6 separate regions of the Homo sapiens genome follow, and all the other regions are linked to region 6. The links are chromatin loops, found by intact Hi-C in ENCODE. Cell type or tissue: heart right ventricle. All regions are shown on one strand. Each heading gives the region's core, and the rest is flanking DNA. Links, peaks and the distances in the headings are about the cores only. Region 1 overlaps THSD4 (thrombospondin type 1 domain containing 4). Region 2 holds the start of LOC124903522 (a long non-coding RNA gene). Region 3 has its middle 29 kb from the start of LARP6. Region 4 overlaps THSD4 (thrombospondin type 1 domain containing 4). Region 5 overlaps THSD4 (thrombospondin type 1 domain containing 4). Region 6 overlaps THSD4 (thrombospondin type 1 domain containing 4).

Region 1 (5,330 bases), core at 126-5,125, 200 kb after region 6:
TAGAAGAAAAGACGTTTTGAACATATGGAACGTAGAAAAGAAATTTTTGTTAAATTCTTTAAATCCCAGCAAGTGCACTTCAGATTCAAAGTCCTTAGGAGTCCCCCCATCACTCAGAGCTTCTCTTTGGCTCTTCTCCACCATCTCCTAGTTTCTCCTCTCCCTTTCCTCTCTGTCCCTTTCCTCTCTCTCCAGCACTGGAAGCAAAACTAGGCTTTTCTATTTAGCCAGATCTCAGGGCTTTTTTGTTTGTTTTTTGTTTTTTTGAGACAGAGTTTCATTCTTGTTGCCCAGGCTGGAGTGCAGTGGTGTGATCTCAACTCACTGCAATCTCTGCCTCCTGGGGTCAAGCCATTCTCCTGCCTCCAGCCTCTCGAGTAGCTGGGATTACAGGTGCCCACCAACATGCCTGGCTAATTTTTGTATTTTTTTAGTAGAGATGGGGTTTCACCATGTTGGCCAGGCTGGTCTTGAACTCCTGACCTCAGGTGATCTGCCTACCTCAGCCTCCCAAATTGCTAGGATTACAGGCATGAGCCGTGCACCAGCCTGATAGCTTCTTTTGCTATGCAGAAGCTCTTAAGTGGATCCCATTTGCCAATTTTTGCTTTTGTTTTGATTGCTTTTGGCATCTTTGTCATGAAATCTTTGCCAGTTCCTATGTCCAGAATGGTGTTACATAGGTTGTCTTCCAGGGTTTTGGCAGTTTGGGGTTTTACATTTAAGTCTTTAATCCATCTTGAGTTGATTTTTTATATGGTATAAGGAAGGAGTTCAGTTTCAATCTTTGCATATGGCTAGCCAGTTATGGCAGCAACATTTATTGACTAGGGAGTTCTTTCAGTTCTGTGATAGTTCATTTGCTCTTCAACCATTTCCTGGTGAAAACAGCCAATAAGGAAGTCAGAAAAGGACTGCCAGCTGCAAGAAGTGACTTCTGACATCCAGAGGAGGGACGGCAGAGACCTTCTGGTAGTTGGAACTACTTAATATAGAGGGTGGCAATCTCTCACACCTCAGAATGTCTCTGAGTCATCTAGAGCAAGAGTCAGCAAGTTATAGCCCATGGGCCAAATCTAGCAAGTAAACCAAATCTAGCATGTGAGCCTAATCCACCTGCCGTCTGTTTGTGTAAATAAAGTTTTATTAGAACATAGCCATAAGTCATCCATGGCTGTTCTCACGCTGCAACAATCCAGCAGAGTGGCTGCAACAGAGACCATATGACTGCAATGCCTGAGGTATTTACTCTCTGGCTCTTTACAAAAGAAGCTTGCTGACCCACAATGTAGAGCAGCACCTTTCAAACCTGAATGTGCATAGGAATCACCTGAGAATGCTGTTAAACTGCAGATTCTGATTCAGTAGCCCTGGGAAGCGGTGCAAGACTTCTAAAATGCCCCAGACGATGCCTGCACTGCTGGTCCATGGACCACACTTTGAGTAACAGGGGGCCAGAGAAAATAAACTAAGGCTTATTGTAAGATTCTCCCCGGGGGCCTGAAAGCTTAAGGAGATGAATAACTCCTCCCTTCTCAGGCCCAGTCCCAAGGCACAAGGCTACTTGCACCAGCAGTGTGCTCCAGCAAAATAGCAGAAGCAGGAAGAGAGCCAGCCGGAAGACACGTACCCCTGAAAATCAAGAAAGAGGCCATCCGGGTACAACATAGCAGTAATGTCAGACTAGGACACTTCCTGTTTACAGGAGACTATAAAACTTTCGCCCTGTCCTCACTTGGGGCTGACGCCATTTTAGGCCTCAGCCCGCCTGCACCCTGGTGCTCATTAAAACAGCATGTTGCTCCACACCGCCTCCTGTTGTCTGTTGGCACGCTCTCAGGGTTCGAACCAGTACAAGAACCTTACACTTACTAGTCTTGATTTTTTTAAAAACTGAGAATTATAAAATATACTTTAGAAGGATTCCTATCCAAAAAGCTAAAATAAAAATGCATAGGGTTTTAGAGGAAAATTCTGATGAAAGAATGGGAGAGAGAGAATTATTATAACTAAATTCGATGAATGAATTAATGAGTATCAAGATCTATGCTCAGACCCTTGCTGTAAGATGGCTCCATCAAAGGCCTGCCCCCCAGTGGAGTTTCTGCCTCAAGAACACTAGTATTCTTTCAGGTTGTCAGGCCAGGAACCTTGGTCTTCCTTACTCCACCTTTGGTAGAACATCCATCTTCAGTCCAGTTGGCCATTCCTTCAGCGTGATGTTGGTGGGCCCTTGCCCTCCATTCTAATTTCATCTCTCTGGTCCAGGCCTCCATCACTTTGTGCCCATCTTAATGCAGTTGTCTGTGTGTGTCCCAGTCTCCAGTCTCTTCCATCTCCAGTCCATTGCCCGTGTTTGCCAGACATCTTCTGAAAAGAGCTCTTCAGCCTGCCATTTCCCACTCAAGAGTCTTCGGATTTAAGATCCCACACTTTCGTTGCCAGCCTTTTCTCTCATCATCTCGTCCCACTCACCCAGTCAGTCCTCTCAGCCGTCCCTGGAGATGGCCCAATGATAGCTAAGAAGCCTATATATTCCCCAATGTTGTAACTCATTTACACAGATTTTAAAGCATTTTTCTTGAACATTTTGGAAATACAAGATTTGAATATTTCACCCACCTTTTTTTTTTTGATGTTCCAAAAAAATTTTAAGAAATGAAATCATGCCTTAACAACATGGCAGAAACTTGCACATAAGAGCACAGTAAATATGCAGTCAGCCTGCATCTCTGGGTCCACCCTTCTTGTGTTTCTCAACAGTCATTGTTTTTGTTAATGTTGGATCACTGCTTCTTGTACTTAAACTAGTTGTTTAGGTAAGTACCCTCTTGCAAAGGCTTAGAGGTGCCATCTTGTGGAGAAAAATGCAAACAGGCACATTTGGCTGTGTGTTAAGGAAATGACAAAGATGCCGGCGTGAATCTCCATCATTGCCTTCTGGCCATGGGGACGGTCCCGTGAGAGCCTTCTGGGGACCTGCATTGGTAGACACAGGCCATCTGCGCTCAGGAGGCCCTGTAAATCAGGCCAGTGTGCAAGCAACCTCCATCCTGGATCAGAGTTCATCAACCCAACTCACTATTGCCTTTTTGCTGATAATCTAGCCTCCAGAACTCTGCCTTATAGGGTGTAGGCAGTGTCTCTCTGCTCCATTCTGCAAGGAACTTCCTAGTCTTGACCCCTTATCAGCCCCAAACCACAGCTTCTAACAGACCCATCCCACGTGGTTTTTTCCTGCTGCCAGCCCCTCCTGAGACACTAAAAAATTACAATAAAATCTGGCCAGACATATTATGATCTCTTTAAACACAATTCACCATACGGCTCTACACATTAAAAGTAAAGTGAAAGTCTAGAGGTTTCTAGTATTCTATACAAAAATATGGTTACCTTACTTTTATAATAGAGCAATTATCACTGTCAAAAGCTATTTCAGGCCTCTCTCCTCCTTCCCCCATTTCAATCCATGGAGGAGGAAAATTATGAAAGTAAAGCATTAGAATTTTAGAGTTTGGGATATCCCCACCCTCCAGAGAACGATGACCCTTGTTGGAATTGGGGGAGGTGGTAATTATCTTACAGAATATGATATGTTTACCTCTCGGGACTCCTTTCTTCAGATTTGTAAACATAGCTGCAGTTGATTCTTACCCAGTTTTATCCTACAAGAGCGCCAACATTTTCTTCCAGTTGAGTCCCTTGATAAGATGCTATCCTATTATGAACTAGGATGAGGTACTGAAAAGTGACAGCCATAAGCTTGATTAAAACCAGATCGCTCGTTTTACAATTGCTTTCATTTAGGAAGCCAAAATACCTTTTATGCCATGGACCATTTCTTCTCTTCAAATGAATGGCATCGTCAATTTGATCTTCATTGATTCCTGTTTCCAATTTAATTTTGTGTATATACAGCAAATTTCCCTCCCTTTAAACATGGCAGGATTCTTCATATCAGGGCTGTATCTCTTTTTAAAAGAAAAATTTTGGCACCAGAAGGGACCTTAGAGATGAGCCAGTTCGAAGAGCAGGTTGGTCCTGTAACTTTGATCTTTTGATTCTTCAACCAGCTGCTCTTTCATTCAACAAACGCTTATTAAACACCTACCAAGTCGCAGGTACTGTGCTCTTTGCAATACATAATGATACTCCTGCTGAAGCTAAGCCAAGAGGCAATCTTAAAGAACTCGAGAAGGTTTGATAGCAGTAAGGAACTATTTTTGGAAACTGGATAATTAAGTGTTCTTTGCTTATTAGCTTCTCTGACATTTACAAAGGCTGTTTGTGCACTTCTGTGGAACTACCATCATTTTAAAGCTTTCTGGGGAATCTGTCATGTGCTCCTCGGTGTCCCATGAGCTTTGGAATAAAGAGCAGTGATTCTCAACTGAGGGTGATTTTGCTCCCATGGGGAACATTTGGCAATGTCTGGAGACATTTTTGTTTGTCACACTGAGAGGGATGCTCCTGGCATCTGGTGGGTAGAAGCCAAGGATGCTGCTAAACATCCTACAATGCATAAGGCAACCCCCATAAGAAAGACCTTTCAGGACCAAAACATCAGTAGAGCTGGAGTTGAGAAGCCCTCACCTTGAGGAAGAAGAGCAGGCAGGAGGATGAGAAGCTAGGTTTCTAAACCCTGACAGTCCTTCAACCAAAGCAGTTCTGCTCTTCTCATTTTGCATAGTGGAGCTTTGGATTTCCACATGAGATTTTATTTTTGAAGTATATTTTTTTCTACTTAAAAAAGTTGAAGACTACTGTGGTAGAAGACAACTCTCTGCCTTCTGTTTTACAATTGAGTCACTTTGGAACAAATCAAGTGGGTGTATATGATACAGGATGAGGGCAGTCAGGGGTAGATTTGGAAGCATCTACCTGAGCCTTGGTTTTGGCTGCACAGGACTCGACATTTACAAACAATATTGAAGTGATTTGATTGTGTCTGACTTTCAATTTAGACCAGGGATTGGCAATTTTTTTCTGTAAAGGGCCAGATCTAAATATTTTAGGCTTTGTCGACTTTCCTGTTTGTGTTGCAACTACTTAATCTGCTGTTGCAGCACAAAAGCAGCCATAGACAATAACTAAACAAATGGGAGTGTTTGTGTTCTAATAAATCTTTATTTATAAAAACAGGTTGTGAGCCAGATTTGGCCTACTAGCTACAGTTTGCTGACCCCTGATTTAGACTGTAAATAGGAACCTTGTTTGTTTTACCTTCATGTCTCCGCTGCCTACCACTGAATTGGCACGTAGTTGAAGTTGGCTCAGGAAACATTTACTGAACTATATCGAAGGTCAGTTTTACAGGCATAAGTGTTAGA
Region 2 (5,330 bases), core at 224-5,223, 710 kb after region 6:
GTGGGCATCTGTAATCCCAGCTACTCGGAGGCTGAGGCAAGAGAATCACTTGAACCCAGGAGGCAGAGGTTGCAGTGAGCCGAGATCACGCCACTGCACTCTAGCCTGGGGGACAGAACAAGGCTCCGTTATTAAAAAAAAAAAAAAAAAAAAATCACCCCTAGGAGTCTAAAAGCATTTTTTTTTTTAGGCCAGGGATCAGCAAACTTTTCCTTAAAGGGACAGATATGGTCAGATGATCTTTGTCATAACTCCTCAACCCTGCCATTGGAGCTCTAGAGCAGCCAGAGACAATACATAAACAAAGGGGCATGGCTGAGTTCCAGTAAAACTGTATTTACGAAAAGCTGGCCAGGCTGTACAGCAGTCTGTACTTAGCTGATTCCTGCTTTAGACAAAGACACATCTTGGTAAATCAGCTCTCTTCATTGATAGGCCAGTGTCTATTCATCCCCTCTCCCAGTTGCCAAAAACAAAATTCTAGAAGGGTGAATGCAAACCTAGCAAAATTATAGATCATTAGCTTCTCTGCCTGCATGCACATGGGGGCATTCCTTACTCAATGTGGCCCTTGAGTAAGTTGTGATTTGCGGGATGAGGTAGAGAGAGAAATCCTGCTATCAGGTGCTGTCTTGCTAATGAGTCTTGAGCACATTATCTGAAGCTTTGGAGTATCCTCTAGAGGTTTCTAATAGGCAGAATGATCTACTTCTGAAGCCTCTTTTCTCTATGCCATTAAGTTCTTTGGCACTGATGATGAATTTCCTGCGGCAAGGAAACCATTTTTTACTTTTATCAGCTATTCTGAAAGTCAATAGACTGACGCAGTTATCAAAATAACTGCCAATATTATAAGGTCCAGGCCCTAACTTCCTGCCACCTAAAGCAATGATACTCAATTAGGGGTAGTTTGCCTGCTCTGGAGACACTTGGCTGTCATAACCAGGGGTGGGGGGTGCTACTGGCATCAGGTAAGCAGAGACCAAGGATGTGGCCCAGAATCTTTCAATACACAAGATAACCCCCTATAACAAAGAATTAGCCAGTCCAAAATATCAGTAGTGCTGAGGTTGAGAAACCATGATCTAGACTTTTCTACTGAACTTTTAATCCACCTTGTACTCTACTGAGAAACCAATATCGCCAAACCATCACTTTTCTCCTTCACTCCTAAACTGCAGTAGCTCCTCAGCCCGGGGAGACTAAGTCTGTCCTTGTCATCCTGGCACTTAGATCCTGGGGATTCTGCCCACATACATATTCAGACTCTGCTTCTTTCAGATTTTTATCTGTCCCGCCCTCAGCACTACCATACTTTAACTGATGTTACCCCGCAAACACACATTTTGGGAAGATCCTCCCCACCTCTCTCCTCAGATCCAAATCTTACTCATTCTTTGAGGCCCACGCATGCTGCATGCCCCTGTAACATTAAGTCTGCCCATACCACTGCCTTTTGCACTTACACGGATTCACCCGTCTTACACTGTTACATTGCTATTCTGTCTACCTCGCTTCCTCAGCTACTCCCTGAAGGAGTCCATATTGTATTTCTGGCCTATTGATCTCAGTTTACACAGCGTAAAGTGTGAAAACTGTATTAGTGTATTGAGATTCTCTTCAATGAGATAATGAGTATAAAAAGCACTCTATATAGTGCCTGGTACACAATTAAGTGCTCAGAAAATTATAGTGTCATAGTATCTATAGAAGCATGCATTCAGGAGCCCATAGAAGGTGCTTAATAAATTGTTTAAATGTGGTTATATATTGGGGAGAGCATGCCACACAGACTAGTCTGGTATTTGGAACTAACAGCAAAGAAAAACTTGCATAGAAATCCTACACCAATTAACACACCTTCATGCTAGACTGAATCCAGGAGCAGGGGTGTCATGTTTTCCCAGAGTGGTGCCCAACCCAACCTTTTTGCATTTAGCAAGTTAATGAACACCTTGTGAATAACACTTTGCCAACTCTGGCCCAGTTTAGAAGGCTGCCAATAGGATATCAGTATGCCACACCGTCTGCTTTCCTGGGGACCCTGCTGTCCTCTCCCTAAGTGCTTCTGCTTTCAGCCGGTGGAGAGTCTGATGTGCCTAGAGAAGTTGCGCAGTGGGACGAGGCTGCAGCGAGAGCCTGGCCTTTCCCCAGGCGGAAGAGAGCCTTGTCTCAGATCCTGAGAGAGAAGTGAGTGGGGGCATGGCATTCCGAGCAGCCCAGGTTTGGCTTTGGGCCAGGCACTGAGTGGCAAACAAGAAGGAACACATTCCGGGAAGGCAAGGAGCCCTGCCAGCACGAAGGCAGCAGCGAAAGCAGGGCTCTGCTGGGTACCAGGTGTTCCTTGGCTCTGTGGAGGTCAGGCACGCAGGCGGATGAACTCAGGTTTCTCTAGAATATCATTTCAGAGGCTTAAATGCCTCCCACCCTCTCGCTGTCAGCGGACAGGGCATGTGGAACTGTTAAACGTTAAAACTCTCTGCTCTGGGGCCCAGCCCGTGCTCTCTAAATAAAGGTAGGAGCGGAAAGAGTGTTGTTGCCATCATGAAATCACACTTCACAGGAGCCAGATTTCGGCGATTCTGTGTCTAAGAGAAAATGCTAATCCAAACAAGGGCAGGTTGGAGAAGAGCCTGGGATTTCTATGCCCTAGAAACTGCACTCTCCACCCTTGCAGCCCAGAAACACAAACACACACACACTTGTTCTCCACGCCTGCCTTCCGAGTGGCCAGAGCTGGGGGAAGTCTGGAGAGCCCTCGGAAACGCCGTCCTTTCAGAATCAGCGCTGGCCCTTCCCCAGGTGATGAGAGAAGAGAGCGAGGAGGACCAAAGCGGAAGCGGATAGAGCCATTCTTTTCGGGGCAAATGGCCACACAAGCCTTCCTGAAGATTCCCTTCTTACTTTGGATAGGTAGGTGACCTGGACTGGAGGGGCCCTGGGCCCGTTTTCCCCAGCAAGGGGACAGGAGTAGCTTTTTCTGAGGGAGGACAACGAAGTCTTTACTCACCCCTCTGCCTCTGCGTCTTTTTGCTGGACTTTGCTGCCGCCTAGTGGCTCAGTTGTCATCACTTCCTTCTCTGAGAGAGAGACAGCCAGCCTTGGATTGAGTTTGAGGATCTAGCCTCTCAGTCTAGTCCTGAGGCAACCTGGAGATCCTTCTCTGAGAAGTTTCTCTGCTCTAGGACTCCCTGGTTCTGTGGCCCAGCAGCTAGGAGAGAGGAGCACCATGGGCTTCTAGGCCTCACTCAGTCTGGCAGTCAGGTAGAGGGGCCATGGCTGGCTGGCTGGGCACCTGGGAGAGGGGGTGGGGGTAGTTTCTTATTCCCAGGACATCTCAGTGGGATGAAGTTGTCCTTGAGTCCCCCTCATTCCTGAATGCCTTTTTCGCTAATAATACTGCCCCTCCCATGACCCTTCCTTTCTGCTAAGGCCCATGTTGCAAAACTGAGGCTCTGGCATAATGTATATTTCCTTTCTGTTTCCCCAAATTTAAGGCAGCTATTTCTCCCTGATAAAGTTAGCTCATTGCCATGATAAATATATGATTATATGCCTTCTCTGTGATGCTGCTGCTATGAATCAGTCCCTGGGAATAGTGAGGAGTGGGCATACTTTAAAGAATTTTATTGGATTGGTTTCTCTAAGTCCCTGAAAAGCCTATAGATTATAAGCTATATTTTTCTGTGTATTATATCCAGGTGTTTATTTCCTCTAGCAAAGGAAAGCACTTGGTTTCAACAACCACTGATCTGCCCTACCAAACTTTCCGATCTGAGCTGTAATACCCAGGGACTATATAAAATCCAAACTCTTCTGCTTACCCCACCAAACTCTTTTCTTTTAACTTTTAAAAAATTGTGGTAAAATGACATAAAATTTACCATCTTAACCATATTTAGCATATAGTTCAGTAGTGTTAAGTACATTACACTATTGTGCAACCAATCTCCAGAATTCTTCATCTTGCAAAACTGCAACTCTATACCCATTAAACAATAGTTCTCCACTTCCCCCTTCCCTCAGCCCCTGGCAGCCACCATTCTACTTTCTGTCTCTATGAATTTGACTACTCCACATACCACCTATAAGCCAAATCATACAGTATTTGTCTTTTTTTTAAGAGATGGGGTCTCGCTGTGTTGCCCAGGCTGGTCTCAAACTCCTGGCCTCAAGTGATCCTCCCTCCTATGTAGCTGGAATTACAGGCATAAGCCAGCCACTGCACCCTGCCCAGTATTTGTGCGGGGTTTTGTTTTTATTTTTTTTTCTTTCTACAAGCCTGGATTCCAGAAATTTTTTTTTTTTGGACTGGATTATTTCACTTAGCTTAATGTCCACAAGGTTCATCAATGTTATAGCATGTGTCAGACTTTTTTTCCTTCTCAAGGCTGAATATTTTTTCATATATATATATATATATATATATTTACATATCCATGAGTAGATGAATATACATATTTCATTGTGTGTGTATATATATATAGAATATATAAACATATATATATAGAATATATACACATATATATATATATGTTTATTCATCCATGGGTGGACACTTGAGTTGCTTCTACTTTTCGGTTATTGTACATAATGCTGCTATGAACATGTGTGTTCAAATATTTCTTCAGTTTGGGCCCTGGAGGTCGAGGCTGCAGTAAGCTGTGATCACACCACTGTACTTCAGTCTGGGTGACTGAGTGACAGAGTGAGACCCTGTCTTTAAAGAAAAAAAAAGAAAAATTTCTTCAAGATTATTCTCTCAGTTCTTTTGGCTATATACTTAGAATTGCTGGATCATATGGTAATTCTGTTTTTAATTTTTTGAGTAGCTGCTGTCCTGTTTTACACAGTAGTTAAACCACTTTACATTCCCACCAACAGTACAGTTCTCCATATCTTCACCAACCCAGCCCAAGTCATTCCCAGAGTTACTAATTCTCCACATCTTCACCAACACTTGTTATATTCTGTTTCTTTTCTGTTCTTTGAGAGTAGCCATTCTAATGAGTGTGAAGTGGTACTTCATTGTGGTTTTGACTGGCATTTCCCTAATGATTAGTGATGTTGAAGATCTTTTCATTGGTTATTGGCCATCTGTGTATCTTCTTTAGAGAAATGTCTATTCAAATCCTTTGCCTTTTTTTTTTTAAGACAGTCTTGCTCTGTTACCCAGGCTGGAGTGCAGTGGCATGATCTCGGCTCACTGCAACCTCCGCCTCCTGGGTTCAAGCAATTCTCCCACCTCAACCTCCTGAGTAGCTGGAACTATAGGTGCATACCACCATGCCTGGCTTTTTTTTTTTTTTTTGAGACGGAATCTTGCTCTG
Region 3 (5,330 bases), core at 165-5,164, 620 kb before region 6:
TGCCTCCCCCCAAGAAGAATATAAGTGCAATAAACACAGGATGTACCTGAGTCTTATTCATTCCTCTTTCCCTAGCAACTCAGTTCCTGGCAGGGAGCAGATGTTCAATTAATTTTACCAGCACATTACAAGTAACATGATTTTTCAAGCAGGTAGTGTGTTGTAGTTGATGGGTAATTTATTTTTGATGTTTTTTAAACAATAAGACCTTAGTACAGCTCTACTTTTTGTGCCAAAGGGATCCCCGCTCTTTACATAAGTGACCCAGCTCTTTTCTCCTTGCATGGACAGCATGATTTGGATTGATGCAGAGACGAAATCCCCTCCAGAGTTCTTTACAATCGTTTCATGGCCCCAAATCTGGTTATTTGCCAATCAGTAAAGGCTACAAGGCCCAGCACTTTAATTTGACCAACTGTTAAGTTCCCCTGTGAGGTTGTTATTTTCTGAGAACTTGGAGGTTTTATAGCCTCAATCTTCCTTTAATTGTTTTAAAGTTATACTAAACGAACAACAGATGTTGCACTCCATAAATCTGTTATTACTGGCTTCTGATCAGTTCTTAATGTCAAAGTCCGCTTCTTCCTCTTGTGAAGAAGACTCCGTCTCAAAAAAAAAAAAGTGAAACTGATCTACTCATCTGTCTTGTTTATTTTCTTTCTTCTTTCCTTTTTTTTTTTTTTGAGACAGAGTCTCGCTCTGTCCCCCAGGCTGGAGTGCAGTGGCACAATCTTGGCTCACTGCAACCTTCACCTCCCGGGTTCAAGCGATTATCCTGCCTCAGCCTCCCGAGTAGCTGGGATTACAGGTGCCTGCCACCATGCCTGGCTAATTTTTGTATTTTTAGTAGAGATGAAGTTTCACCATGTTGGCCAGGCTGGTCGCGAACTCCTGACCTCAGATGATCCAGCCGCCTCGGCCTCCCAAAGTGCTGGGATTACAGGCGTAAGCCACCGTGCCCGGCCTTGTTTATTTTCTTTTATTTACTGTGGGTTTGTAGACTTATAGTATTAGAAGAATAACTTTTGTATAAAGAAAATATCTATTCATGTTCATAAGAGTTGCTATATGTTCTTCACTGAAGTCTGAAGTCATGGCCGACTTAACATATGACAGACTCAATTACATTTTTTTCTTTTTTTTTTTTTTTTGAGACTGCGTCTCAGTCTTGTTGCCCATGCTGGAGTACAATGGTGCAATCTCAGCTCACTGCAACCTCCGCCTCTTGGGTTCAAGCGATTCTCCTTCCTTAGCCTCCTGAGTAGCTGGGATTACAGGTGCCCGCCACCATGCCCAGCTAATTTTTGTATTTTTAGTAGAGACAGAGTTTCGCCATGTTGGCCAGGCTGGTCGCGAAATCCTGACCTCAGGTGATCCGCACCTGCCTCAATTACATTTCTATAATTGAAATCATCTGGGCATTGTTGATTGAGTTGGCCCATCAGAGTGTATTCCAGGGGCTTCAGGATGGGACCATCACTCTCATTTTACACTTAAGAGAGGCAATATAGGAGGTCTCTTGGGTCCTGACTTCTGAAGGTCCCTACTGGCCTTTGGCTGCCACTCTTATTAACGAAGCTCTTCCCCATTTATCCCAGGAGCTCACTCATTTTTTTCAGATGCATCAGGGGGTCAGAGCTCAAGAGTTCTCATCCCAGATTTTATCATGCTGAATATGCTTTTCCATAGCTTACAATGAGACCTACAGCTACCCCAAGGTATATTCCAGAGCTGGAGTATTTCAGGACAAGGAGAAGTTGCCAAACAGTGTTGAATTATAGAGTCCTTAGGATTTACATGCTCTCCAAGAGAGTCGGCTTGGATATTTGGAAACCATGAATTTATATTACATTGTACAATATTTTTAAGGCCAGGAAAAATTCGTTTTATTCAGTACCTATTCAACAAATATTTTCTGAGATCTTGCCATGGGCCAGGCACTATAAGATGTGTGGAGATACATGGTCTCTTACCTCATTGTTCATAATTCAGCAAGGAAATGATGCATAAACAACTGGCTAAAATGCAGAGGGAGGAGTGTGCTAGATTAGTCTTTCCCATCCTTCTTACTTATGATGAGTTTATGTCTGGGAGCTTTAGTGATGGTATATTTTTGGGAGCTATTTCTTTATGGTAGGATGGTGTCATGCTTTCCACGTATCATCCTTTTAATTCCTTACAAAAAAACCTGATGTTGTAGGCATTATCATCCTCATTTTACAAGTGAGGGAACTGAAGCTTAGAGAAGTGAGACAGCCCTGAGAGTTCTGCAAGTGGCAAGGTTGGAATTTCAACTGGTCTTTCTTGTTCCCCAACTACAGGAGCATACCCTCAACTAGGAGCAGGTGCCAGGTTATCAGCTGTTTAGATAAGGCTATGTCCCGGTTGGACACTAGAGGGCACTGAGATAGCAAAACAATCGGAGGAATTTGCCTCTGGCTACCACTTTGAAAAACCATAACAAATTGAACTTCCCAAATTCATCTTTGAAGGCGAGTTAACTGTAAATACAGCATTGAGAAGGCAGGTCTGCACCTACTGCACTCTCTGGTTATAGGTAAGGAAAAGGATCACCTAGGATTTATCTTTCATCCAAAGCACTTCAGCCTGCTGCTTCTTTTACCCATAGTAGTTGCTCAGGAATCTTTGTGAATATTTTTTTTTTTGAGACGGAGTCTCGCTGTTTCGCCCAGGCTGGAGTGCAGTGGCGCGATCTCAGCTCTTTGCAAGCTCCGCCTCCCGGGTTCACACCATTCTCCTGCCTCAGCTTCCCGAGTAGCTGGGACTACAGGCGCCCGCCACCACACCCAGCTAATTTTTTGTATTTTTAGTAGAGACGGGGTTTCACCGTGTTAGCCAGGATGGTCTCGATCTCCTGAGCTCGTGATCCGCCCGTCTCGGCCTCCCAAAGTGCTGGGATTACAGGCATGAGCCACTGCGCCCGGCCGAATCTTTGTGAAATTGAACTGAATATCTGGGTGCCATCACAAGGCACGTATCTAGCTGGCTTCTGCTCATCCCACAGCTGATTCCAAATCTGGGGTGTTGTGCAAACAGCTGCCCAGCCGGAAATTGGTCCAAATAAAGGTAGCTTGGTTCACCAATGGGCTGTCTACACACTCCAGATATATCTCCCACTACCCAAAATGAATCGCAAAGGACTGATGCAATCAACATGACTGTCATCCTGAGGGATGCTTCATGAGGCTGAAGTACTAAGATTGTAGCTTACAGGATTATTATTATTATTTGAGAGGGAATTTCCCTCTTGTTCCCCAGGCTGGAGTGCAGTGGTGCGATCTCGGCTTACTGTAATCTCCACCTCCTGAGTTCAAGTGATTCTCATGTCTCAGCCCCCGAGTATAGGCGCATGCCACCACGCCTGGCTAATTTTTTGTATTTTTTAGTAGAGACGGGGTTTCACCCTGTTGGCCAGGCTGGTCTCGAACTTCTGACCTCAGGTGATCCGCCTGCCTCAGCCTCCCAAAGTGCTGGGATTACAGGTGTGAGCCACCATGCCCGGCCCAGGATTATTTTTTCATTAAGGGAATTAGCACTCACCAGGATCTATGTCAGTGTTAGGAATAAAAAGTCAACAGTCCTTGTTGGTTCAATCCTTTCTTCCTTAGATCTTTGCTGTTAGTTTCTAGGTAGCTTTTCTGTCATGTTTACAACTTACAAGAAGTAGAGTATATGGATGAAAATTACTGGGAAAAGCTAGCTCACATTTTATGGAAAAAGTATTTAAAAATAATCGATGAACAATATGTCTTCAATGAGTACTTGCTCATGTGTCTGTCTTGTGTGGCAGAAACCAAACAGAGCCTTTTTCAACCCAGCCACACCCTGGAGTGATGCAATAGTAAATGAGACACAGGCATGGTCACATATTCGGGATATGAAGCCAGCCTGCCAGCTCAGGAAGTTACCCCAGAGTCAGACGGGTGGTGGATCAAGGAGGAATGTTCAGAGAGCCTTCCCCACAAAGCATACAGCACAGCAGGGCATAACAGGCAGTTGGGCTCTTTTTCTCTGTACAGGAAGAGGCAGACTGCAATTTTTTATTTTTATTTTTTGAAGTAAGGAAGTTATGTGACCAGAGCCCTATTTTAGTAAGATAGGTTTGGTAGCATGATGGGAGATAAGTTAATGCAGAGGCTTAGAGACAGAGAGACCTTGGGAGGAGGGTATGTGGAACTAAGTAAGCACTGGGGAAGAAGGGAGCGTGTAAGAAATATTTCAGAGCCAAAAAATGACAGTTCTGGATTGTTGATTGAATACGGGAGATTTGGAAGGGAAAGGTACAAATATGGTAGCCTCACGTTCTTTGAGCATTTACCATGGGCAAATTACTAAGCATTTTACAGGTATTGACTCATTTTAATTCTTTTTTTTTTTTTTTTTTTGAGATGGAGTCTCACTTTGTCATCCAGGCTGGAGGGCAGTGGCTCGATCTCGGCTCGCTGCAACCTCCGCCTCCCAGGTTCAAGTGATTCTCCTGCCTCAGCCTCCTGAGTAGCTGGGACTACAGGCATGCACCATCAGGCCCGGCTAATTTTTGTATTTTTAGTAGAGTCAGAGTTTCACCATGTTGGCCAGGCTGGTCTTGAACTGCTGACCTCAAGTGATCCACCTGCCTCGGCCTCCCAAAGTGCTGGGATTACAAGCATGAGCCACCACGCCTGGCCTGACTCATTTAATTCTAACAAATTGTATGAAATAGGAATTATTATTATCTACTATTATTATCTATTATTTATTGGAGAGGAAACTGAGACATAGGGAGGCTCAGTTGTTAGTCAAAGGTCACTTGGTCTTCAGAACCTGCATTCTTCACGTATTCCACATGGCCTCATCTCCAGTCTGGGTGACATGGGAGATGGTGATGCCACTGGCTGAGATGGGGAAGTCAGGAGAAGGAGCAGATGGGCATGTGTATGGAGCGGGAGGGAGGGTGGACAAAGTGGTGTTTTGGATATGTGTAGCGTGTAGATGTTCTGCCAGCACCTCAAGCGGAGATGGTCACCAGGCCTCGTGTCCCAGTGTGGAGAAGGAACTGGTTTTCATTAAAAATAATGAAACATCTGTAAAAATACCATTGGCTGAGTTTCTCAGTCAAGCTATTCAAGAAAGGCCGGCTATGCTAACAAACAGGAAGCCCATGCCCCAGCTGAAGATTTGGCCAGAGAGTTAGAAGGAGCAGGTTCATCAACAAGGTGCTCAGACCCCTGGAATGCCTACAAGAGACCAGGACTAAGCCTTGAGAAAGGAGGAGGGAATTAATGTGCTCCTCATTCCAGTGGCCAGAGCTTTCCAATGCTGCCTGCCTA
Region 4 (5,330 bases), core at 280-5,279, 100 kb after region 6:
CCTGATATTAACATTGCTCCACGTTCAAACAGCAGTGTTAGCAAGACCTGGGGGAGAGGTAAGCCAAATAAAATATCTTGTCAGAAGTTGTATTTTTTTTCAGCATTATATTTCCTCTTCTATCTACCAAGAGGGATCAGGGAATGGAATTTTATGGGGTGCAAAGAGTAATGCTTTATATTACTTTTGTAGGCTTCTCTTGCCTTTTCTTATATGAAGACTTCTTTTCTTCTTGAAGAATTTTATACTTTCTAAAATGTCATTTTGAAGCTGTCTGTGCAGTTGCCACACTGGGAAGTTGCTCTGGCCTTGGTGACAGATGCCTGTAGCACGCACGCTTCTCCTGCTGTAGCAGAAAAAAAAAAAGATGTGCCATGTCAGATTTCGTTAGGGACTGTTACCTTTTGAGAATTTTTCTCCAGTGCTGCAGAGAGAATGTACATGCTAGGGGAATTGCTTTTCTTCCCTGCTTTTGCAACACTTCTCTCTTTTTTTTTTTCTTTGATGTGCTTAGAAAAATCTGTGCTTAACTTTCTATCATAGATTTGAAGAGGGAGAATGATATACAACAGGGCTAGGAGTGTACCCAGATGTACCTTAGCAGGGAGACATATTTTAAGTTCATGAGGATGATTTATTATTACTGGTTTAGTTCATGTGATTGTTGGGTACAGTTTTTTTTTTTTTTTAACATCAGTGATACCTCCTGGAGTCAGTTTTTGATGCAGGCAAAGAGATTGGGATAGATGATCATTGAGTCCAGAGAGGGAAGCACCTTGGTGTATCCACCCTCACCTGCAAACAAGCCTGCAACGTATTTCCCTCATCCACTCCTTTCCCTCCTTACCCTGATGCCTGAGTAACGAAAGGACAGCCTTTCTCCTGCATCCATCTTCGTCTTTGAAAAGCCAAATGAAAAGTGTATCTCCTAAAAAGGCCATGAGGCCACTTCACAGCTTTGCCTTTTGTTAGCCTTGTCAGGGACCAAGCAGGCTCTGAAAGCCTAATGTAATTACTTTCCCTTGTCTAAGAAGAGTGGAAGTGGGAGTGCTCCCAAGCCCACGGCTGCAAGGCTAGCTGTGGTTTCAGCAGGCTTGTTGCTCTGTTCAAAACAGACATGCAGCTCAGAGACATGCAGCAACGGGTCACTTGTTGTAGGCTTTTCACTTATTAGTTACTCATGTCCTCTGCTCTGTAGACATTTTCTGGGCCTGTGGGGGGATTGAGCCCTTGAATGGGAGCAGGAGGAACTGAATGGGTGAGTGATGCTGGAAGCTGAAAGCAGACCATTGCCCTCTAGTTGTAGTTGAAGTTCGCAATTTCCCTGTTGATTTTTTTCGTGTGTAGAGTGAATGACAAATGGGCTGGCCTCACTCAGCCTGGAGCATTTAAGCAGGCGAGAGGAGAGCTCATATGGAAAATATTTCTATCACCGCTGCATGCACATATGGTCTGGGGAGACCCCCGAACTGAGCAAATCACAGTGCTCCAGCAGCCCCTCAGTGGTGTGCCAATTATTCTTATTAACAGCAAGCAAAGGGCAGGCTTTAGTTACCTGCACACAGCTGACTCGTGGGGAAGGCCACGCCGGAATCTGTGTGCCCCTAGCCTTGTGTCACATGCAGAGTGGCAAATGGCTCTGCTTCACCTGACAATCAGCAAAGCAGATGAAAAATGAAAGGGATTATACAGGCTCACCCAAATCTTGGTGCTTTTCAGACAGTGCTCAGCGTTTGAGAGAGGAAGGCAGAGGTTTTGTCTTATGAGTTAAAAGTATGTGTGCTTAACATGAATAGCTAGAAAACCCGATCAGAGGTAGTGAGATGCCTGCCCTCCTGCCCCTTTGTTCCACTCTGCTTTGCTAAGTAAAGATCCTCTTGGGCCTCTTCCTCTTTTCTTTCTTGCTTTCCCTCTTTCCCCTAGTGTGTGCATGTGTGTGCATGCGTGTGTGAGTGCGTGTGTGTTTCTGTGCTGTTGGCTCCAGAACGCCTGAGCTCCTAGGAAATTATACAATTAGGATTCCTTTTTCCTTCTTGGAAATGAAATGATGAGGAAGGAGCATGAGTATGAGTAGCCCCCACCTCTTAAAAAGAATGTAGTTTATATAGAGCTTTGAAGAATGTGGCATTTATTTATAACAGCCTCTTTTTTATTGTCGTGTTACTTGCAAAACTTACCCATAAACATGTGGCGTCGTCACTAAGTCACCAGGATTTTCCTTTTCTCTGCCAGCTGGTTTTCTTGCAGGTTTTAATTATCTTCCCTTTGGATGTTCCTAAAAACACATGAGGAGAAGGAAGAATGGGTAAGAAAGCGTCATACACCTGGGGGCGCTTGGAGGGCTGTGTTCTCCACGTGGGGCTGGAAGCCAAGCGGCACACTCTGGGAAGCAGTTTACAGTCAGTTTTCTAGGGTGTGAGGTCCTTTCAGATAAGCAGGACCTGGCAGGTGGGGAGAGGAGGGCTGTGATGCAAAGCAAGCCTTGTTTGGCGTCCTGTGGCTGGCACTGTCAGTGCTGGTGACTGTGGTCCAAGGACAGAACAACCTGGTATGGTGTCAGTGCATGGGTTGGAGGACAGACACAGAAAAGAACTGTGCCTTCTTTAATTTTCCCATTGCCAGAGCATTAAACTCAGAACAGTGAGATCATGAGAATCCCTTTTGTCTTAGTCAAGGTTAGGGTGGCAGTCGTGTACACTTGTACAGATGGGGCGTATCCCCGAAAAGACTGTAAAGGACTTTTAAAGTCAAGCTGGACTTTTGAGGCATTTGTCAGCGTGGGGAGCGTGCCAACGTGCAGCTTCTTTGCAGGATGCAGCAGAATGGCGGGGAAGGGGAGGTGGGAATGGGAGGCTTGCATTTTCTTTCTTGAACTTGGACTTACCTTCTCAGATAAGACCAATGAGACATTGTTATATGTAGGGACAGGGAGGGAGATGCAACTAGAAATCTGCTACATTCCATATTTGGAATAATATGATAAATTCTGCAAAGTGTGGTCAAAAAGATGTTCTTTAATTTTCTTATTTTTGAGACAGAGTCTTGCTCTGTCGCCCAGACTGGAGTGCAGTGGCACAATCTCGGCTCACTGCAAGCTCCGCCTCCCGGGTTCACGCCATTTTCCCACTTCAGCCTCCCAAGTAGCTGGGACTACAGGTGCCTGCCGCCACGCCCGGCTAATTTTGTTTTTGTATTTTCAGTAGTGATGGGGTTTCACTGTGTTAGCCAGGATGGTCTCAATCTCCTGACCTCGTGATCCGCCCACCTCAGCCTCCCAAAGTGCTGGGATTACAGGCGTGGATGTTCTTTAATTTTGACGGTACAGTATGGCAAAACCTATCAAAATGAAAAATAAATATCTTAGCTGCTGATGGGTACAGACAAGGTTTCTTTTCATGGTGATGAAAGTGTCTTGGAATTAGGTAGTGGTGATGGTTGCACAATTTTGTGACTATCCTAAAAACTACTGAACCATATCCTTTAAAAGAGCAATTTTATGGCATGTAAATTATATCACAGTTTTTTACATTAAAAATAAATAAATGTCTTTTGGATCCAGATTTTCCATTTCTAAGACTTTTTATCATATAGGTCTACTCTGAGTGTGTAAAATGTTCTATGAGCCACCTGTCATAATTAGGTCCTTTCCATCCTACTGTCCTAGTGATAAGGCATGCTGTGCATTTATTCAGAAAGAATGAGGTAGCTCTAGATGTGTAATGAAATGACTACCAGGATATGCTTTTAGGTAGGAAAAGCAAATTGAATGTGCATAAAATGCTCCCATTGTGTAAAATGTGTTATCGACTATAATCACCATTGCAAATGCTACCAAGTGTATTAACCCTGTGCTGAAAAAAGAAAGGTGAAAAGACCAGATCTTTGTATTTGATGAGCTTATACTCTAAAAGGGGCACAGAATACAAACAGTGAATGATCATGCAATAAGGGTCTCTCATTAATTGCAAGAGCAATGGGAAGCTACCTAAGAAAGCAAAGAAAGATTCCACAAATGATGACATATTTGAACTGAGGCTTGAAGGGCTGTGTGTTGGGGGTCTTCAAGATAACCCCTAAGATTCAATTATCTGTCGTGATTCAGTGACTTAGCATACATTGGCAATCACAGCTATGATTTATTACAGTGAAAGTATACGAAGAAAATCAACAAAAGGAAAAGGTTCCTGGGGTAAAGTCTGGGGGAAACGAGATGGAAGCTCCCGAGGTTTTTTTTTCCCAGGGAAGGCACGCAGGACCCACTTACTTCCCCTAGCAATGGGTTATGACAACACATGGGAAATGTTGCCAGCTAGGAAGCTTGTTAGAGGCCTAGAGCCCAGCATCTTTACTGGGGCTGACCACATGCACACCCTCTGCCTGCCAGCTAACAAAATTCCAGACTCCCACAAGGAAAGCAGGTGTTCAGCATAAACCATATTGTCTATACAGTAGAGGCGCAGCAAGCAAGCCACCCTTACCAGTTCTGGGAATGATGGGAACCCTCCCCAAATCCAAGTTACCAGATGCCAGCCTAGGGCCAGCCTTGTAAGCAGATCTTTTCAAGGAGAGCAGTCAGGTCTGCAATCTTAACTCTTTTCTGATGGATAAGTAAGCACTTTAAGTGGGAAAAGAGGGGGAGCATTCCAGGCAGAGGGAAAACATCTATAGAGCCCCAGAAATAAGAAAGGACATGGCATGTTCTGGAAACAATGCATAGTTCAGATCACAGAAGCATCCATTGTGAGGGGATGTGGCGGGAAATTTGTCAGTCAGCTCGATCCTGAGAACTGGAGTTTTTCTCTGGGCCTATGAAAGTTCTCAAAATTCTAGATCTACAGTCTTAAGATTATCTTTTTATGACGTGTCATTTAGGTCATCATTGCAGGACATTTTCTTCTTCATAAATTATTTCCTAAGGAGTAAATCAAATTAAATAATGAATGTAGGACTGCTTTGTAAGCAGTGACACCCTTTATTTAAAAAACTAGTTGTCACTCTTCATTCCTAGAGTGTTATTTGTGGCAAATAGAAATGAAGGGTCAATGTAATGACCTTAATGACTATTTCGTGGTACACAATTCTCCCTGGCTTTGCCTTTCTTTTTCTAGTATCTAAAATAGCCAGTCAGCTATGTGGAACTCACTTGCTAATGCAAGACCCAAGTTTGAGCTTTGGGTCAATCACTTGGGTGAAAACTCACCATATGACTTTTCTCATTTAAATGTTTTTGTTGTTGTTGTTGAGACAGAGTCTCACCCTGTCACCCAGGTTGGAGAGTAGTGGTGCGATCTCAGCTCACTGAAACCTCTGCCTCCCAGGTTCAAGAGATT
Region 5 (5,330 bases), core at 164-5,163, 280 kb after region 6:
AGGGTCCATCTGAGAGGGACAGCCATCCTGGGCTCCAGCCGATTGCTGCCATGAGGGAGTGTGAAGCCAATGTTAACATGTCTTCCTGGTTTATAAGAGAAGCCAGAACTCTTAAATTTTTTATGTGAAATATTTCAATTCTTAAATTTGGGCTCAGTTATTTTTTTTAATAACACTACAGAAGCCAAACTAAACCCATTTATGGGCCAAAATCAGCTCGTGGGCTGCCAGCGTGCAACCTCTCACCTAGATAATGGTATATAATATAAATACGTTTCCCTTCCCCCCTTTTTTCTCTTCCTCCTCTTTCTCCTTTCCCTCCCATTTTCCACATCCTTTTCACCTAACCAGCCCCCACCCTACATTTCTATACTAAGTCCAAGTGATAGAAGGGATTAGGGTGGGTTGAAGCAGTGATTAAGCCCAAGGGGATGTAATCTAGATGCCTAATGGCGCCCCAGGGCCTGGATCATTGCCTGGCACATAGTGGATCCTGTCAAAAACCTTGATGAATGAAGAAGCCAGAAACTGGGGGAGTCAGTTCTGTTTCTTGTGCACACCCTGGGCTTACCCAAAGAACTGTCTGATTTTTCTCAACAGCCCTGAGAAGTCGTTCTGGACGCTCCATCATCAATGGGAACTGGGCAATTGATCGACCAGGAAAATACGAGGGCGGAGGGACCATGTTCACCTACAAGCGTCCAAATGAGATTTCGAGCACTGCCGGAGAGTCCTTTTTGGCGGAAGGTCCCACCAACGAGATCTTGGATGTCTACGTGAGTTTGGATGTTTCTGGACTGTTCTTTGGATTTTGAATCTTGTCACTTCTAAGGAACATACTCTGAACAAATAAGCAACAAATCATTGCCCATACTCAATAAAAACCCTTTGAGCAGAGCCTGTTGGAGGCACTCCTTGAATGCTTGGCGTTCATCTTTGCCTTTACTTCTGAATGGGCCCAGCTCACAGCAACCTCCAACTCCACCAGATGCTTATTACCTTCGGAGTTTATTGACCCAGTAAAACCAATTTTACTTGTTGAACCAAATCAGAGGCAAAACATGCCCTTTATTTCATGAGCATTGGATCTCCTCCAGGCACTTTCCTTATACTGCTAATTTGGCATGTTTTCTTTTTATGGCAAAAGAAAGCAAGAGCCTAAAGGAAGGCAGGACCGCTCCCAGCTCCCAGCCCTGTTCAGACTCTGAGAGCAAATGAAGAAAGGAGAGCTCCAGAGCCCTCCAGATGAAACAATAAAGCTGAGAGTCACAGTAGAGAGATTTACTAGAAGCTCCCTGCTTCATAGAAGACAAAACCTTAATTTCTTTTACGTGAAACTAAGATATTAAATTGCTCAAGAGTTTTAAATGGTCCTTACGTTCAAAGGAAACCACTAGAATTCAATCTTCTTAAAAGACCAGGAAATAAAGGGTGATAAGACATAAAAGCTTGAAATAACATTTTGATAAAAAGATTGAGATCACCCATGAATATACACATTATTTCTGTCCCCAAAGCTGAGCTGATTAACATATTTGCTGTGTCAGAGTTTTAGAAATATTATTAATTGCATTGTCATTACTTCTCCACCTACACACAGTTCTATGTCCTTTCCTCTTGGGCCTAGTAGACTCGAAATTACAAAGGAAGCCTTGTTGTAGTTTATTTTGGATTTTTTTTTTAGACTGTCCAGTTGGTTGGTTGAATCTGAATATATTTTAAATGGCATCAGAGGTAAAAACTCAGGTTGTTAAAGGCCTACTGTGGGTGGTCTAGGAATGGAAGCCAACAGCAATTTCATAAACGGGACAAGGTTTTGCACTGGCAGAATGCTCAGGCAGAAGAGGCACCAGAGAGGGAGGGAGGATTTCCAGCCACAGACCGAGAGGAAGATTGTGTGAAAAGGGAGTGAGGGGATGAGGGATACACAGCAGGAACCTGAGGTCACACAACCGTGTCCCTTGGGGATTCAGTGCCCACCACGTTTCTGCAACGCCGATGGTTTGATATTGGTTCCTGGGTAGGAGAATCCCAGGGGTTCTCAGGTCTGCCTTCCTTTGGGTAATTTATAAAATGAAGACCCATTTCATCAGTAGGGAGTGGCAAGAGATCATGGCATAAACAGGAAGAATAGACACAGGACCCACCATGCAGGAGTGACTCAGAGATGCTTCTAGCTGGAAAGGACCTTTGAAAGTGACATGATTCTAACCTCTTCCTTCCCCAAGGAAGAAATCAAAAACTGCAGGGTGAAGGGGCTTGCTCTAGGTTACACAGCTGGTCAATAGGAGAGCTGCTTTATAAAGCAGCAGAGACAGAAACATCAAACCCGACCGTGTCTCCTTGCACGGCTCATATTTACACTGTGGATTCTCATTCTGCTGCTGGGTTTAGCCCACCACCCTGCTCCCCATCAGGAAATCCATGGGCAGCAAAGACTGTGTGCTCTAAATCCAATAGGGAGGGACGTATTCTGTTGGGCCATGCTCATTTAATATGTTTTCAGCCCAGACAATGTTCAGCTGCTGACTTCCACAGTCCTACGTAGATTCCTGCTTGCCATCCTATTTTTGTCATCATTCCTAAGAGAATATGACCCAGCAAGAGTTGGGTCGCTTCTACTTGTTTTCCTGGCCCCATGTCTTTGTGTTTCTGGGGCTTTCCCTGAATAAGAGGGAGGGACCTGGGGGCCAGCCTCACCAGCCAGGTCAAGAACTTTGAGGGAACCTAAAGCATCCCGGGGTGGCTCTGTCCAGGAGGTCTGCTGCTTGTTCGCATGACTTTGTCACGCCACCTAGTGTTAAAACAGTTCTCCTGCAGTGTACACGTATTTATCTGTGTTGGATGTTTCAAGAGCACTGAGCAAAATCTAAGGACAGAAAGGTTCTGCTACCGTTGCTCCATCTTCTCCTTTGGAGTTTAGAAAATCTTGACTCTTAGCTTAGTCTTCTTCTGATTTGCTCGGCCTAAGTTCTTCATTCTTCAAAAGTAAATGACAAAAAGCCATCCAGGAATAACTTTGTTTAATCTGCCACAGGTTCACTGATATTACTGGATGCGTACTAGAGTGAACCAACCCAGTCATTTCTCAGTAGTTCTGCAAATGCCATTGAAACCCAGAAGGGGTGTGCATACGTGCCAAGTGCGGTAACACTGATTTTTGTGTCAGCAGATGATACACCAGCAGCCAAACCCAGGCGTGCACTACGAGTACGTGATCATGGGGACCAACGCCATCAGCCCCCAGGTGCCACCCCACAGGAGACCAGGTAGAATCCCTTGTCTTGTGGCCGGGGACTCTGGTCATTTCCTTGTAAAGCCTTCTCTCTCTCAATTCTTGTGCATCCACCCTCTGTCTCTCGGTCAACACAGAGAAAATTGAGGGACGCATATTTCAAAGCCAAGGGGCCTTGACATTGGAGCAGGCTTCACCATTTGTCTGAGCCTTCACTGATGAGACTGTTTCATTCACTCGATTCCAAAATGGCATGAGCATCCTGGGTCTGCCCTGCCAGTTCAACATTTGAAATGCTTTATACTAGTTTCCAGGCCAGACAAGGGGGCTCATGCCTGTAATCCTAGCACTCTGGGAGGCCGACGCAGGTGGATCGCTTGGGCCCAGAGGTTCAAGACCAGCCTGTGCAACATAATGAAACCCCTGTCTCTACAAAAAAAATTACAGAAATTAGCCAGGCATGGTGGTGTGTGCCTGCAATCCCAGCTACTCAGGAGGCTGAGGTGGGAGAATCATCTGAGCCCAAGGAGGTTGGGGCTGCAGTGAGCCGTGATCAGACCACTGAACTCCAGCCTGGACAACAGAGTGAGACCCTATCTCAAAATTAAGAAAAAACAACACAAATTTACTTTCTTAGAGCTCTGGAGGTTAGAAGTCTGAAGTGGGTTTCATTGGGACAAAATGAAGGTGTCATCAGGGCCCCTCTCTCTCCAGAGGCTCTAGGAGAGAACCCACTTCCTCGCCTTTTCCAACTTCTAGGAGCCACCTGCCTTCCTTGGTTCCTGGCCCCTTCCTCCACCTTCAAAGCCAGCAGGGTGGCACTTTCAAATCTCTCTCTGACCCTGGCCTCATCACATCTCCTCTCTGACTCTCATCTTCCTCTCTCTTTCCTTTATAAGGACCCTTCAGATTACACTGGGCCCACCCAAGTAATCCAGGATAATCTCTCCTTCTCAAAATCTGTAATTTAGTCTCACCTGCAAAGTCCATTTTTGCTATGTAAGGTAGCATGTTCACAGATTCCAGGGATTAGGATGTGGACATCTTTAGGGGGCCATTATCTGTCTACTATATGCCTTTTCTCTTGGTTCCCCTTTTGTTTCTGTTAATAATACTTTGACCTATAAGACAAGAATAATGAGTTCACACCTAACAATCCATGTTGAGTCTTCCTGGTGGGCTCTGCTTATGGACAGAGCAGGCAGCTTTCTCTCGGCTGGCACTGGGCATGGGACTGCTCTCTGAGTCTGCAGACATTTCTCTACCGGAGGATGATGGAGCCCACCACCCAAATGCAGGCAGTCTTTTCCTTCCTTAAAATAGGAAGGTCTGCAGAAGTATTCATGGTAATTATAGCTCACACACATTGAGTCCTTGCTGTGTGCAAGGGCTTAGAAACTGCTGTGCTGAGCTCTTTGCGTAGATTAGTTCTTTGAATTCTCATGACAGAGGGAGGTACTTGGAGGGAAGTACTATTATTAGCCTTATTTTAAGAGTAAGGAAATGGAAGCTTAGGAAGAGTAAGTTAATAATTGTCCTGATCTCACACCTGGGCAGTGACCTGAGGAGGGCCTGTGTGACCATACTTTGTGCTTGTTATATCACTGAGAGGTTACTTGGTCCAATCCCTACCCTAGGAGGAAATAAAGGCACAAGTGCCAAACCCGCCCCATCCATTCTTCTCTGAACTTTGGACGGGATAACCAGGTTATCTGATTGCTACAGACTGGGGAGGACAACAGCTGGGTGCATCCCCAGAACATGGGGTGGGTGTGTTGTCCAAACTCCAAGTCAGCAAACTCAGCACAACAGAGAATTTTTATGTCATGTCCAGAAGCAATCCACAGTTTGAGAAACCAAGTTTGGGTAAGATTTCTGGGGTCCATTGCTGGTTTACAGGGATAATCAGACAGACTATTTGAAATCTATCAGGATGATGATGATTTCTGTCAGGCCTGATGGGGCTCAGCTCATGAATAGCATGGGGGTTCTGGGATCAGCTCCCTGGGACAGGGCAGGCCTGGAGGGGTCACCTGTAAAAAGTTGGTAAGCAGGGGCATTGTCACCAGGCTTCCTCTTCCATGTCAATGGAGTC
Region 6 (5,330 bases), core at 252-5,251:
CATGAGATCACCATGGGAGCAACACTGTTCATCTGGAGCTGCTGATATCATACCATATGTTCATTCTTCACCAGGTGTTACCTGGATATCCCCTCATCTCACAACCTCAGAGTGCAGATGTGTCACATTTACAGAAGCACCAGCAAAGTCAATGTTCTGTTCCCCGTCATCTTGATTGACAGGAGGTTCTCTGTTTTCTCAGATGATCCTTCCCATCATTTCCAAATTGTGATCTAAAGTAGACAGCTGAGTACCCAAGTCTGAAATTCAAAGCATTGGTTAGGACCACTGTTTTGGCTGACTGGAAAGAGGTGATGATTTATCTTCATGGCTAATGGCTCAGAAAGTTCTTTTCAAGGTTGTAGAATTCAAATGTTATCCATGACGGGATATGAAATCCTTACGATGTGCTTTGCTTTTTTTGTACATCAAAGCATTAAGCATGGGACAAATTTTGCTGAGCTTAATTGTGGAGATGAGTCCATGTTTTACACCATTTAGCAAAATGCAGTTGCAAGATCGCTCTGCCTAATTGTCTAACAGGGACTTCAAACCTTGAGATAATTAAGACTGAATTTATTTCCTTCAACTCTCCCAAAAGAAAATAACTTTGGATACTTTCTTCTGTATCTCCATGAACAACATCTAACTAATCACCCAGGCCAGAAATATAAATGTCAATATCAATTCCGCTTTCCATCCCCTGACTCTATCCCATAGTGAAACTGTCCCAAGGAAACTACCTCCTTAGTAGTTCTCTCTACTTTGTTCTTTGTTCTTCTTCCCGCCATCACTTCCTTTCTTTAAACCTTCATCATTAGTTGTGTAGATAAGTATAGCAACCACTTTAATGGTCTTCCTTTATTTAGCATTGCCCTTTCTTATACAGAATTGCCAGTGTCGTCTTGTAAAATAGGAATCAAAATGTGTCACTCTCCTGTAAAACTTCCAGTAATTCCTCCACGGTCTTTAGGTCTCTGTTTAGTTCTACAGTGTTGTTTTATCACACTACTATCTTACCTTATACGTTGGTCTTGAATACCTCTAGTTTTCCAAACAAGTCATCTTTTGTCATTTTTCTCAGTGCTTTAGTATATTCTGCTGCTTCTGCCTAGAATGCCTTACATAGCAGGATATTTTTGGCTGCAGGTAACAGAAAATCCAATGCAAAGGCTTAAACACTAAGAGTTTAAGCACATAAAGATGGGTGTCTGGTGGTTCTAGGGCTGATTAATGGCAGCAATTCGGTAGTGTCATCAAGGACAAGTTTCTCTTCATTTTTTCTCTCTGCCAAACTCTGTGTGGCCTCCTCAGGGTCACTTCCCTCCAGTTTTCAGGATGTCTGCCACAGATCTGAGCATCTCGGGAAGACATGAAGTCCAGCAGGAGGAGGAGCCTATTCTTTCTTGTGCATGCTCTTTAAGAGTCAGGGACATGTTTCTAGAAGCCCTCAAAGAAAAACTTGTCTTTTGTCTTAGTAGTGAAAACTGAGTCTCATGCTCATCTGTAGCCTGTCACTGGCACAGGGATTTAAAGAAGTCAGGGGAGTGGGCCGGGGGAGACAAGGACACAGGAATGAAAACGAAGGCACTGTTAGCATGGAGGAAGGGGGAAGTGCCCAGTGGGTTTGCAAACAACAGTGTCCTCTGTTGCCCTCTTCCCTCCATTTTTTTTGTTTTTTTTTTTTTTTTTTTTGGAGACAGAATCTCACTCTGTCGCCAGGCTGGAGTGCAGTGATGCGATCACGGCTCACTGCAATCTCCACCTCTTGGGTTCAAGGAATTCTCCTGCCTCAGCCTCCCTAGTAGCTGGGACTACAGGCATGTGCCACCTCGCCCAGCTAATTTTTGTATTTTTAGTAGAGACAGGGTTTCACCATGTTGGACAGGATTGTCTTGATCTCTTGACCTCGTGATCCGCCACCTTGGCTTCCCACCTTGGCTTCCCAAAGTGCAAGGATTACAGGCATGAGCCACCACGCCCAGCCCTTTCCTCCTCTTTGCCAGGCTAATTGTTGAATACTCAGCTAATGAGTCACCCTCGGAGAGACTTCTCTGACCACCTCTCTTCCTTTTGATGCCTTCTGACAAGTTAATACAGCTATAGAATTTATCCTACCAGACCACAAGTGCCTCGAGGTAGGACTGTCTTTTAGTATCTGTCATAGTTACTGGCACATAGCTACAGGCATATGTGCTAATATTTGTTGAATATAAAAATAAAAGACAAAACCTGAGTTGTGTCAATTAGCGATGACATTCTCCTTGCCACAGAAACCCTAGAGTGGTTTAACCAAAAGAGATACTGTTTTTCTCATGGAACAACTCCAGAGGAAGAGGTCCTGGGCTAATAAACATGCACTTACAATTCATCACAGGCTTGGGAGCCTTCTAGAGTCTTGTTCTGCTCTCCTTGGCATGTCACTGCATGTTCTCATGAACACATCCTGGCTCTTCCACCTCCTGAGTCCATGTTCCAGGCAAAAAGAAGGACTAAAGGTACAGGTTACTTGTCAATTGAATCTGTGGCTTTTCCTCTGGTAAACAGTAGCTTTCTCGGCAGCTCTGCTTACTTGACTTCTGGTTATATCCCATGAGCCAGGCACAGATCTGGTTTTACGGGACAATGCCAAAACAAACATTGTCAGGGTTCTGTTAGGGTCACAAGAAGATTTACTCTATTTCTTGTTCTGTCTGCCTGCTTGAAACAATAGCAGCCATTAAAAGTTGTTATGTGGAAGTCTTGTATTATATACTAGAAATGGGCCTTGTAAGAATGACTTGTATCATATTGTCCACATCCTCATTGAGAATATTAAGAAGACAATGTTGAGAAGACTGACGCCCAGAGAAATGTCATTTGCCCAAGGCAAAATCAAATATTTTGGTGGCAGAGACTGCTTAGGAAACAACCGGTCCTTATCTCAAGTCTAACTCCCTTAACATTTGGGGGCATTTCATAATTTGATCTTGAGGTAATAGATATTAGATGTATTAACTTCTTTTTCCAGCCTTACATAACAAAGTCTTCAGAAACAGAAACCGTATTTGCGTGGTTTGCTGTAAGTAATGCCTAGTATGGAGTCATGTAATGATTCTTTTAAATTTAAATTTAAATTATTGATTTTTGTGGATACATAGTAGGTATATTATGGGGTACATGAGATGTTTTGATACAGACATGCAACGTGAAGCAAGCACATCATGGAGAATGGGGTATCCATCCCTGAGTCCTGTAATGATCTTAATGCAGTCCTTCCTGCTTTCTCTGCAGGGACTTTTAGGAAGATGTAGGAAGGAATGATTTGTCCACTGTGGCTGCAGTTACCTCCATTAACTCTAGATGGCACTCATGCATTGATTGGGAAACCAGTCACTGATAATATTAACTGCCTGGTAGAAACTGACAAATTCTTCAGTCAGGGTGGTGAAAAGTTAAATATAGGTGGCTCCCAGGCATGGCTGGGTGAATAGATTGGTCAAAGGAGAAGTGGTGAAAACTGGGGACTGGCTGTAAACACATTTCATGAGTACATACAAACCCCCTTGCCTTCTGTTCATTCTCCCTCACAGCAGCCAAAGTGGGCAAACCAGAAAATGGACTGGCCAGCCTTACCAGTGTGCCTGTCTGACCAGCGGGCGACCTGGTCACTGCCCCAGAGGGTCAAGGGAAACCTATTCTCCTTGGCCACATTCCTTGAGATGGTGATCACAGAGGACACTCAGTTGCCACATCAGGACTTTGATATTCAGATGGAAAAGGCTTATATGTTGATTTGAGTTAGTAATTAGGGCTTTTAAACTGCTCTTGTCGACATAAACACATACACTATTATTCAGTACTTCTGGTTTAAAACTCTTGTTCCACTGAACACATTATTTGGGGGTACATTGATACTGTTTCTATGTGGCATTTCAGACACTGGTGAAGAACATGAGCTTTGGAGTCAGACTTGGGTTGCTGTCTGGGTTCCATCACCTACTAACTATTGTGTGGTCTTGGGCAGGTTAATTAACCTCTCTGCGCCTCAGAAAATATGGAGGTGATAATAAAACCTACTTCACAGAGTCATTGTGAAGATGGAGATAATTCTGTGTAGTACTTACAGTGCCTGCTACTCTGTAAGTACTAAAAATACAATCAGCTGTTATTTTTATTACCATGTAATCTAAAGACATGAAAGTCACACAGGACAATGATGATAATCGGTTGTCCCCATCCTGTGTAGACATTTTATAGTCACTTTAGCCTGGGTTGTAAAGTGTTGGGAGCAAAATGAGAAGTAAAATTTAACAGTTCAAGTGAAAATAGCGTTTGAGAAGTAAGTAGATTTAATTGGGAGAAAATTGATTTATACCCAATATGCAGGCCCAACTACTAGAAAATGAAAAGCAGTCATCTTAATACCAATTGTTATCCACCTAGTTCCTTGGGTAGCTTTTACCACAAATTCATGATAGAATTTGTAGACAGGAACAAAAAACTACTTAGGATTAAAAGTAGGAAAAGAAACTACTTCCCATATTAAGGTCCTATGACAATGCAAAGAGGTGGATTGGGACTCTGGCCTAGGGCAGCTGTCCAGGGTGGACACGGATGGCCATAGGAGTTGTGATGTGCAAACGAAGGAACAAGGGAAGGAGGGATTGTGTGGGACAAATATATAAATCCAGCAGTGTGTGTTTGAAAACTCAAGGATGGCAGACCTGTTGCTTCTTTCACTAACCCGCTGCGCCTTGAGTCATTGTAGTTAGTGAATTGGGTGGCTGCGTGTCCATATGCCTCATTTGACTGGCATAGCTGCCTGGAGGAAGCTTAGGCCTGGAAAAAAGTGGAGACTCATGCTCTGGGTGCCTGGTGATTGTAGGCCCAGGTGAGAATAATGCAGGCAATTGAAGATTTTTTTTTTTCTTGCTCTAATTTTCACCTGAGAGCTATGCCCACTCAGAGAGGGTTGGGGGAGAGTAGAACAGGAAAGAAACAGAAGACACTTTGGGTTTGGGCTCAGAAGATTCAGCTCACATCCAGCTTCTATCACTTACAAGTTGTGTGCTCATTCACAAGTTGCTGCTGCTCTCCAGGTTTCAGTTTTCTCATCTGCAAAATGGAAATAATAATTCTTATAGCATCCAAGGTTATGTAACAAGTATAAATTAGTGACAAATTGGAGTCTGTGGAGGTGTAACTTTGCTCATAACTCAGCTCAAATTGTTCACAAGCCCCCATTTCACTTGGTAGTGTAGGGGAGGGAAATGTGGCTTGCCCCTCACCCTTCTAGGTTCCTTGGCTGGGCTATGAATTAAATTGACATAAGACAGATTAACAGGAGG

The links. Peaks named below come from ENCODE experiments on the same cell type or tissue, not always from the same donor. Only the 100,000 strongest peaks of a DNase experiment are listed, where the experiment ranks them.
Region 1: it touches region 6 in a loop (8-fold over the local background); 60 of 110 quality-filtered maps call a loop at or near these places.
Region 2: it touches region 6 in a loop (6-fold over the local background); 15 of 110 quality-filtered maps call a loop at or near these places.
Region 3: a loop joins it to region 6, with 4 times the contacts of the local background. A loop is called at or near these places in 12 of 110 quality-filtered maps.
Region 4: it touches region 6 in a loop (3.0-fold over the local background); 10 of 110 quality-filtered maps call a loop at or near these places.
Region 5: a loop joins it to region 6, with 9 times the contacts of the local background. A loop is called at or near these places in 91 of 110 quality-filtered maps.

Annotation. Positions count from the first base shown.
Region 1 is chr15:71,649,025-71,654,354 of GRCh38, forward strand. All of the region lies in intron 7 of THSD4 (thrombospondin type 1 domain containing 4), which reads left to right. Among named protein-coding and RNA genes, the nearest start is that of THSD4-AS2, 40 kb to the right of the region's middle. In heart right ventricle, for the core only: a CTCF peak has its summit at 2,856 (motif pointing left); no DNase peak of the experiment used is centred there; H3K27ac peaks cover 1,816 bases.
Region 2 is chr15:72,153,159-72,158,488 of GRCh38, forward strand. LOC124903522 (a long non-coding RNA gene) reads left to right here and starts at 1,991. Exons shown (of 3, transcript XR_007064706.1): 1 at 1,991-2,913. RefSeq lists an enhancer at 2,708-2,797. In heart right ventricle, for the core only: a CTCF peak has its summit at 3,054 (motif pointing left); DNase peaks (open chromatin) are centred at 2,293 and 3,043; H3K4me3 peaks cover 1,191 bases.
Region 3 is chr15:70,822,919-70,828,248 of GRCh38, forward strand. No RefSeq gene overlaps it. Among named protein-coding and RNA genes, the nearest start is that of LARP6, 29 kb to the right of the region's middle. In heart right ventricle, for the core only: a CTCF peak has its summit at 2,384 (motif pointing right); no DNase peak of the experiment used is centred there; H3K27ac peaks cover 511 bases.
Region 4 is chr15:71,547,424-71,552,753 of GRCh38, forward strand. The region is part of intron 7 of THSD4 (thrombospondin type 1 domain containing 4); the gene reads left to right. Among named protein-coding and RNA genes, the nearest start is that of THSD4-AS2, 140 kb to the right of the region's middle. In heart right ventricle, for the core only: no CTCF peak of the experiment used is centred there; a DNase peak (open chromatin) is centred at 2,448; H3K27ac peaks cover 1,048 bases.
Region 5 is chr15:71,727,949-71,733,278 of GRCh38, forward strand. THSD4 (thrombospondin type 1 domain containing 4) reads left to right here. Exons shown (of 18, transcript NM_024817.3): 9 at 601-776; 10 at 3,173-3,269. Among named protein-coding and RNA genes, the nearest start is that of THSD4-AS2, 39 kb to the left of the region's middle. In heart right ventricle, for the core only: a CTCF peak has its summit at 2,798 (motif pointing left); a DNase peak (open chromatin) is centred at 2,741; H3K27ac peaks cover 1,654 bases.
Region 6 is chr15:71,445,444-71,450,773 of GRCh38, forward strand. All of the region lies in intron 7 of THSD4 (thrombospondin type 1 domain containing 4), which reads left to right. Among named protein-coding and RNA genes, the nearest start is that of THSD4-AS2, 240 kb to the right of the region's middle. In heart right ventricle, for the core only: CTCF peaks have their summits at 3,341 (motif pointing right) and 3,541; a DNase peak (open chromatin) is centred at 3,388; H3K27ac peaks cover 1,961 bases.